Linked DNA regions of Homo sapiens: region 2 is linked to region 1. The links are chromatin loops, found by intact Hi-C in ENCODE. Cell type or tissue: A673. All regions are shown on one strand. Each heading gives the region's core, and the rest is flanking DNA. Links, peaks and the distances in the headings are about the cores only. Region 1 has its middle 82 kb from the start of CD82. Region 2 overlaps ALX4 (ALX homeobox 4).

The links. Peaks named below come from ENCODE experiments on the same cell type or tissue, not always from the same donor. Only the 100,000 strongest peaks of a DNase experiment are listed, where the experiment ranks them.
Region 2: it touches region 1 in a loop (5-fold over the local background); 13 of 110 quality-filtered maps call a loop at or near these places.

What each region holds. Positions count from the first base shown.
Region 1 is chr11:44,481,663-44,486,049 of GRCh38, reverse strand. No RefSeq gene overlaps it. Among named protein-coding and RNA genes, the nearest start is that of CD82, 82 kb to the left of the region's middle. In A673, for the core only: a CTCF peak has its summit at 1,636 (motif pointing right); a DNase peak (open chromatin) is centred at 1,639.
Region 2 is chr11:44,284,182-44,288,568 of GRCh38, reverse strand. The region is part of intron 1 of ALX4 (ALX homeobox 4); the gene reads left to right. Among named protein-coding and RNA genes, the nearest start is that of ALX4, 24 kb to the left of the region's middle. RefSeq lists enhancers at 1,017-1,989, 1,990-2,963. In A673, for the core only: a CTCF peak has its summit at 2,080 (motif pointing left); DNase peaks (open chromatin) are centred at 864 and 2,078; H3K27ac peaks cover 2,880 bases.

The DNA.
Region 1 (4,387 bases), core at 70-4,069:
GTGTTCTAGGATTTGGCTTGTTTTCCCCATATTTGGGACAGGTGGGCAAGCCCACCATTAGCTTCTCACCATTACCTGGTTCCCAGTCCCATAGCTGGCCCTTGTCTCTGCTGGTCACTTTGAAGCACCTCTGAAGAAAGACCTGGTTGGTTTAGGAAGGCCAGGGGTGGGAGGGAGACCCGGGCCTACAGCAAGCCCTTTGGAGTCCGAGGTGTGGCCCAGGGCAGGGATCTGGAACAGACCAGGACACCAATATGAGCCAAAGCAGTAGCCCTACACAGGCTCTAGCCTACATGGATTTCTGGATTTGGGGCCAGGCCCAACCAGCCCTAGAGTCAAAGATCCAGCCTGAGGTCTCAGAATGGAGTTCAGCCGACTGAGGCTCCAGCCCTTCACTAGCTGATGGTCTACTGCAGCTGCTGGGGCAGCCCTAGCTCCCCATATGCCAGGCCCTCCTTCACTGCTTCTCTTTGGCCTTTGGAGCTTGAGTGGAGTGACGGGAAGGAAGGCAGACAGAGAGACAGGCAATGTCCACCAACCTTACTATCATATGCAGAGCCTGAAACTGAGCTTAGACATCTCTATGTCAGTGATTCCCCAACTCTAGTGCCTGTCAGAATCACCTGGGGAATCTATTCATAAAGCAGATTTCCAGGCAACCAGCCTCCAGAGAGGCTCAGCCATTAGGGCTGGAGTGGGGCCCAGGAACCTGCAATGGTGACATGTGCTTGCAGGTGTATCTGATAGAGTTGGGCCCAAGTTACTTTCTAGTCTACCCCCTTTGATTCTTGAGGCTCAGAGTGGGTAGGTGACTTTCCAATTTCACAGAGCTAATGGACATCAGAATTCAGGTGAAAACCTAACCCAAGGTAGGCTGGCGATGTTAGGGCTGGCTAGATGCAGGGCAGAGGACAATTTGAAGAGGCCCAAGAAGAACCTCACGGAGAAAGATGCCACCATGTTTGAAATCCCATTAGATGCACACTCCTCTGGGCCTTGAAAACTTTTGATTTCCCAGAGTCCCCTCTTAATATGTTAATTTTTCTGGGGTGGAAGCGTCCTATGTTATTGCAGTGGGCACATTACAACAACTGGCTTCATGTGCCTTCCTGCAGGGATGGGGCACTGTTCACATGCCAGGCATTAGGGGCTCTGGATGGGGCCAGGCTCTCTGGAAAGGGCTGCAGGTGCACCCTAGAAGCAGTCCTTACCTGCTTAACCATCTTAGAAGAAAACGTCCTGGCAGAGAAGCATGGTGTTTTAGAGTCAGCCTAGCCTGGGTTTGAGTCCAGGATCTGCCACTCCCAGTCCTGTGGCCTTCAGCAATCTAGTCACTCCATTGCTCTGTGTCCTCACTTATATCCTGGCAAAATAGATATAAACTAACACTGTCTCATTGGGCTGGTGCAAAACTCTAGAACAAGCTAAATCCTCAGATCTGTGCCCTGACCGCCATGATCTGCCTGAACTTGGGGAGGCAATGAAGAGACCCACAGTTACGTAAAGTCACCCTGCCCTCCCTCTTGGGGCTGCAATGAGTGGTGGCTCTGAGCAGACAGCTTTGTCTGCCAAGGTCCCCTGGCCACCAGGTTTCTCTCAGGCTTGGGTACCAGAAGACACCGAGACCTTGTCATCCAGCAGGGGGTGCACATTCTTCCCCATGGCTGGCATCTGGAAACTCATCCCTGCTCTTTCTTCCCCTCAGGAAACAACGACAAAGCCAGACTCCCTTCCTGGGGGACAGTGCTGCTTCCTCCCCACAGGAATGGCAGTGGGGAGAATTTTTCCCTCCCCTCCCCACATACTAACCACAACTGGGCTGCTCCTCCATTCCCTCCCTCCTCCTCAGGCTGGCGGAGCCTGGCAGGGTGGAGGTCCCTGGGAAAACTCCCCAGACTGAGCTGAAAAGCCGGCAGACATTGCCCTGGGGCCTTGGCAGAGGGCTGGGCTCAGGACACCTCCTCCTGGGCTCAGACTCTGGTTAGGATGTGCTGACGTGATGTCTGGCGGTTTGACACTGGCTTGGTGGGGGTGCACTTTGCAGGTGACATACCACTTTGTGGCCCTGGGTTTCCAGAGGCGAGGCCTGCTCCGCCAAGGGAAGGATGGCCAGACAGTTCAGCACCCAGGGATGAGGATGAAGGGGTGGGGATGGCAGAGATGGGGCTGAGGGATGGTGCTCCAGAAGTAGAGGAGCACCAAAGCCTCTAGGCCTGCCTCTGCCTGCAGAAAGCCACTGATGAATGTCTAGTCCTACAAGGGTCTCATCTGGGAATTGGAAGGCACCTTGGCCACCTGCTCCTGGCTTCTCACCCTACAACAGAGCAGCCTGTACAACCTCAAATAAATGCTCACAACCGTACCTCGGACATGTGCAGCTCTCTTTCCCAAGGGAGGGTACTCTTGCTCACATTTCTTACTTTAAAAAAATGTGTCTCCAAATGGTTACTAGGTGCGGGGAAGGGTAGTGAGGTTGTAGTGGGAGGTGGGGGTGGTTAATAAGTTAAAAAATAGTTAAAAAGAATGAATAAGACCTAGTATTTGATAGCACAACAGGGTGACTATAGATAATAATAATTTAATTGTACATCTAAAGTAACTAAAAACGCCGGACGCAGTGGCTCATGCCTGTAATCCAAGCATTTTGGGAGGCCAAGGCGGGCAGATCACTTGAGGTCAGTTCAAGACCAGCTTAGCCAACATAGTGAAACTCTGTCTTTACTAAAAATACCAAAAAAAAAAAAAAATTAGCCAGGCATGGTGGTGTGTGTCTGTAATCCCAGCTATTCGGGAGGCTGAGGCAGGAGAATGGCTTGAACCTGGGAGGTGGAGGTTGCAGTGAGCCGAGATCATGCTACTGCACTCCAACCTGGGTGACAGAGCAGGACTCCATCTCAAAAAAAAAAAAAAAAAAAGAAATAGGAAAGAAAAAGTAACTTATAAAAGAGTGTAATTGGATTGTTTGTAACACAAAGGATAAATGCTTGAGGGAATGGATACCCCATTCTCCATGATGTACTTATTTCACATTGCATCCCTGTATCAAAACATCTCATGTATCCCATAAATATATACACCTACTATGTACCAACAAAAGTAATCAAAAATTAAAAAGATATGAGTCTTCATTGTACAAAAGTTGAAATATAGATAAGAAAAAATAAAAAGAATTATCCCTAACTTACCATTTACAGAAAATCACTCTTGACATTGTATTGCATTTTCTCTCAAACTTTTATATGGCATAAAACAGGGCAATTCAAACTGTGGTCTGCAAACTGTACCAAACTATCAACTTGCAATAGATTGAAGGTTGTAAAGTCATCCCTCCGCCTCGCTAGTTTGAGGAGCACTAATATAGATATTATTTTAATAAAAATAGAATTGTACTCCACTCACAAAACCCTACATCCTGTTTTGGGACTGCTTCCTGCTCCATCTGCATGGTGGACCTCTCTTGCTATGACACGCTGTGTTATTTTATTTTATTTTATTTTATCTTTTATTTTATTTTATTTTATTTTATTTTATTTTATTTTATTTTTTGAGACAGAGTCCTGCCCTCTCACCCCGGAAGGAATGCAGTGGCACAATCTCAGCTCACTGCAACCTCTGCCTCCTGGGTTCAAGGGATTCTCCTGCCTGAGCCTCCTGAGTAGCTGGGATTACAGGCATGTGACACCACATCCTGGAATGGACAGAACTTCACCTGGCTAATTTTTGTATGTTTAGTAGAGATGGGGTTTCACTGTGTTGGCCAGTCTGGTCTCAAACTCCTGACCTCAAGTGATCTGCCCACCTCAGCCTCCTAAAGTTCTGGGATTACAGGCGTCAGCCACTGTAGCCAGGCTGACACATTGTGTTTAATGGCCACTCACTTCCATGGCATGATTGTTCCACAGTTTTGGTTTCCAGTCCTTAAGGTTGGAATGAACATGGTTCTCAACTTGCAGGATAATATACCGGATGAACATCCTTGTTCATTCTTTGTGTGCACTGGTGTCATTAATTCCTTCAGATAAAGTTTTAGAAATGGAATTGCTGGGGGCAAAGGATGCACACCATTTTATTTTACTTTATTATTATTTTAAATAGTGACAGGGCCTCATAGTGTTCCCCAGGGTGATCTTGAACTCTTGGCCTCAAGTGAGGCTCCTGTCTTGGCCTCCCAAACTACTGGGATTACAGGTATGAGGCTGTAATCATGCCTGGCCACACATCTTCAGATTTTAGACACCTATTGTCAAAATTGTGTAAAGAAAAGTGGACCCAGTTCATACCTTCACCAGTAAGTTATGAGAGCTCAGGTGTTTGAGGCGGGTTTCATTTAAAGGTCCATTGTATAAAACACCTCTTCCAATGAGAGACTTTCAGAGATTTGGAGACC
Region 2 (4,387 bases), core at 85-4,084, 200 kb after region 1:
ATGAATGGTGGTGGTGATGAGGGGAAGGCGGGGAGGTTGCCAGGTAAACTCATCCAGGTCCTGTTCAAATGATTACATATGCCAGCTTCACAAGAGGGGTTCCTAGGGAAGGTGCCTTCTTTCCATTAGTCCACATACCTTTTCTTTTAAAAACCTTTTTATTTTGATACAGTATTACACTTAAAGTTATAAGTGGACTACAAAGAATTCCCAGATGCCTTTTATGCTGACTCCCCAAATGGTGATGTTTTGCCATATTTGCATTATTTTCAATCTCTCTGGGTCTCTCTCTGTGTCTCTCTCTGTGCATATGCTCTGTTTATGTATGTATTGATATACATGCATACGATATACAGCTGTATCATTTAACAGTAAGTTGCAGGCTGGGCGCAGTGGCTCATGCCTGTAATCCCAGCACTTTGGGAGGTCGAGGAAGGTGGATCACCTGAGGTCAGGAGTTCGAGACCAGCCTGGCCAACATAGGGAATCACTTGAACCCGGGAGGCAGAGGTTGCAGTTAGTCAAGATTGTGCCACTGCACTCTAGCCTGGGCAACAGAGCAAGACTTTGTCTAAAAACAAACAAACAAAAAAAGAGTAAGTTGCAGACATATGACTCATATGCCTCTTTGCCTCTAAGTACTTCAGTGTGTGTAGGCCCTGAAACAAGGCACTGGTCCACATCTGAGGTCCCAGATGGTCAATGAAGTTGATCTTCAGCAGAGCAGTTTGATCAGGGGCAGCCTTGAAGGTTGTTGCAAGGGGGCCAATCTCTTGAGGCAGCTGAGAGCAGCCATTCTCCTGTGACTTCCTCCCTTCCTCCTTGACCCTGTCTCCTGTCTGCCTGTCCCAGTCCCACCCACAGCATCCACCCCAGGAGGGCCCAGTAGGCATGCTCCAGGCATGAGATTCAAGTCTCAGCTCTGCCTCTTACCAGTTTTTTGTTTTCTTTTCTTTTCTTTTCTTTTTTTTTTGAGACAGGTCTCTGCCTCTGTCACCCAGGCTAGATGGAACTCTGGGGTCAAGTGACTCTCCCACCTCGGCCTCCCAAAATGTTGGGATTACAGGCATGAACCACCACCCCTGGACCTTCTTAACAGTTATTGATTCTTAGCAAGGCATTTACCCCCTCTGGCCTCAGTTTCTGGGGCTATAAAATGGAAACCTGGCGGTTGTAAAGAGGCTGGAACCCTACTGGTGGCATAATAGATGCCCTAGTACTTTGTAAAGTACAAAGCCCAGTTCCTGGTTTTGTTTAGTTTGTTTGTTTGTTTTTTGTTTTTGCGAGAGCCCAGCATTAATCCCTTTTCGTTCCTGGACTCTGGGAAGCCCACTCCATCTCTAGACTAAGAGAAAAACAGTCCTCCCCACTCACCCCTGCCATTGCAGGAAGAACTGAGAGAGCTTCTGTGTGAGGGCGGAGCAGTGGAGGACGGGGTGGCAGACCCTGCCTCGGCGGATGCCTGCCTCGGGAAGAACCCACGGGGAAGCTGGTAACAAGTCTGCCAGCCACATGGAAAGCCGCTGGGCCAAACGACAGGGGTGTCCTAGGGAGCTTTTGCAAGGCAAAGGCTTTTGCAAGTTAGTCAGTTTCCTGAGCACCCACTGTGCGCCACCCTCTCTGGAGGGCCAAGGAATCCCCATGGGTCTCCAAAGGGAGGCCACTTAAGGAATGAAAAAGAGCCCAGGTCTCAGCCTGTCTGTCACTCAGTCACTAGTGACACTGGTGGGTCCCTTCTCTCGGCGCCTCACTTTGACCGTCTGTCCAATGAGGATGCTGGGGCCACAGTGTGGGAATTCTGAGGAGACTGGAATGAGGCAGGAATGTGAAAATACCCAGAACTAGGGGAGGAAAGACCCCTGCAAGGAAGGCCAGCGACCCGCCCCATCCATCTCTTTGTCCCTTGTAGTGCTGGAATGGTGGCAGACGCGTAGTAGGGCTGAATTACTGCTTGAGTGGCAAATCCTCCCAGCTAGGACCTGGGTCTTCAAACAAACGTCTAGAAACCTCATTAGGCACTGGGGCCCCAGGATCATCACCTTCCGTCCAGTGACTTTATTGGAACTGCAGTGCCTCCTGGTGGCCAGCATGCACAACTGCAGTCTTGATCTTGGCCTGCTGGGAGTTGGGCCCTGGAACCTGAATGCTTAGCCTTCTGGGTAAGCAGCCAGGGCCGGGGACTCCTCTTCAGTCTTGGCTTCCCACAGGGCTGTGCCCCTCCATCTCCTCTTCTCATACCCCTCCCTGGCAGGAATTCATGCAATGTTGTTGAGCTGAGCAAACAGAAGGCAAGAGGTTTGTCCAGGGCCAGGGAGCTGCCGGGGTCATCTTTGGTCCTTCCTGCCCTGCGCTGTGGCTGGTTTCCTCGACCCCCCTCATCCTGAAAGGTCCCTTCTTCCGACTCCATGCAGCAGCCTCCTGACACAAGCAGTGTGTGCAGGGGACCAAGGACCTCCTGTGTCTGGAGCCCAGCTCCAGGGCCTGGGGCCTTTTCCTGCAGACACACTGGCCACCCTCAGCTGTGCCTGCAGAGCTGCCCCAGCCAAACCAGAGGCAGAAGGAGCCCAGAGGAGTCTCCCTCAACCCAGGCACACACAGGCATTTGCATTAATTCCAGGGGTGTGTCCTGAGCCCTTACTCACACGAGGCCCAGGCCCCAGCAGTACATCTGGGAGGCCCACTCTGACCAGCTCACAGTCTAGGGAGGGAGCAGGCCCATGAGCCGGTGCTGTAAAGCAGGGGATTCAGTGTTTAAGAGGCAAGGGAGGTCCTGGAGGAAGAAGGGTGGCCCTTGGCTGAGCTTTGAAAGCCCAGGAGAGGGAATTCACAGCAGAAGAAAACAAAAAATAAAATGTTCCATAGTTAAAAAATAAAAAAAAAAAAAGGAAAGACAAGATCTCACTTTCATCCATCGTGCTGGCAAAGATTTTAAAAACACTATAATGACCATTATTGGCTCTGAAGTGGGAGGGGACACCGTGGTAGCTGAGGACATTACATGTTTCTGGAAGACAACTTGGCCGTGTTTCTCAGAGACCCTCAGATATGTGGATAATTGAACTTCATATTTCTAGTTCTTGGAGCTTCTCCTAAGGGAATCGCCATGCATGTATTGAGAGATTTAAATCACAGACCTGCTATGATTTCAAACAAGTAGAAACCTGTGAGCCCAACAGAAAAGGATGGATTAAATAAAATAGTGATTGTTCTCGCTACGTAACCATTAAGGATGGTGTGGTAGAAGAATATAGAACAGCATGGAAAGGGGTACGGAATATGGTTAGATTTTACTAAAATGTTTATAGGCTGGGCACGGTGGCTCACGCCTGTAATCCCAGCACTTTGGGAGGCCCAGGAAGGCAGATCATCTGAGGTCAGGAGTTCGAGACCAGCCTGGCCAACATGGCGAAACCCTGTCTCTACTAAGAGTACAAAAATTAGCCGGGCGTGGTGCTGGGTGCCTGTAATCCCAGCTACTCAGGAGGCTGCGGCAGGAGAATAGCTTGAACCGGGGAGGCGGAGGTTGCACTGAGCCAAGAGTGCACCACTGCACTCCAGCCTGGGCGACAACAGCGAGACTCCATCTCAAAAAAAAACACAAAAGTTTACAAAGTAATGTTTTCTCTGTGTGTGTTTGTGTGTGTGTGTGTATGTGTATGTGTGTGAGTGATTTTCTTTTGGTCTGTCTTGATTTTTTTTTAATCTTCCATATAGAACATAGATTACATTTGTAATGCGAAAGAAAAGTCACAAAAGTTACAGAGAAAGCTATCCAGGTGAAAGTAGTAGTTAGCCACAGACAGGAGAGGCAGAGAGACATGCTAGGTAGAAGGAAGGGTGCCCGCAGGAGTGCGGAAGCCTGAAGATACTCGTGCAGTGCGCTGCAGAGCGGAAGCAGGTCTCTGAACCTCAAGCTAGATGGAAGGCTGGCGTGTAAGTCCGTGAGTCTGGTGGGGACCAGTCCTGCCTTCGGGACCCTGAATGCCACATAAGCCTGATGTACAGGGTTGGCAGATTTAGCAAAAAGCAAGCAAGCAAACAACAAAACCAGGTTACTCAGTCAAATCTGCATTTGAATAATGAATAATTTGTAGGATAAAAGTATTTCTTGTGCCATATTTGGGATATACTTATATTGTTTAAAGTGTTAACTGTTTATCTAAAATTCCAGTTTAACTGAGTCTCTCCAAGTGGTGCTTGTCTCTTGCTTCCCATAATCCCACAGCACAGAGCCCAGCCCGCTCTCAGAGCATGCACCATCCAGGATTCTAATCACTGCTTTCAGATATTTCAACCTGTTCCTGGGAAAACAAATAGAAAATTAATTCAGACCAGCCCCGCCCCGCCCCCCAAAAAAAGAAAAGAAACAAAATTAACCCATAGACCC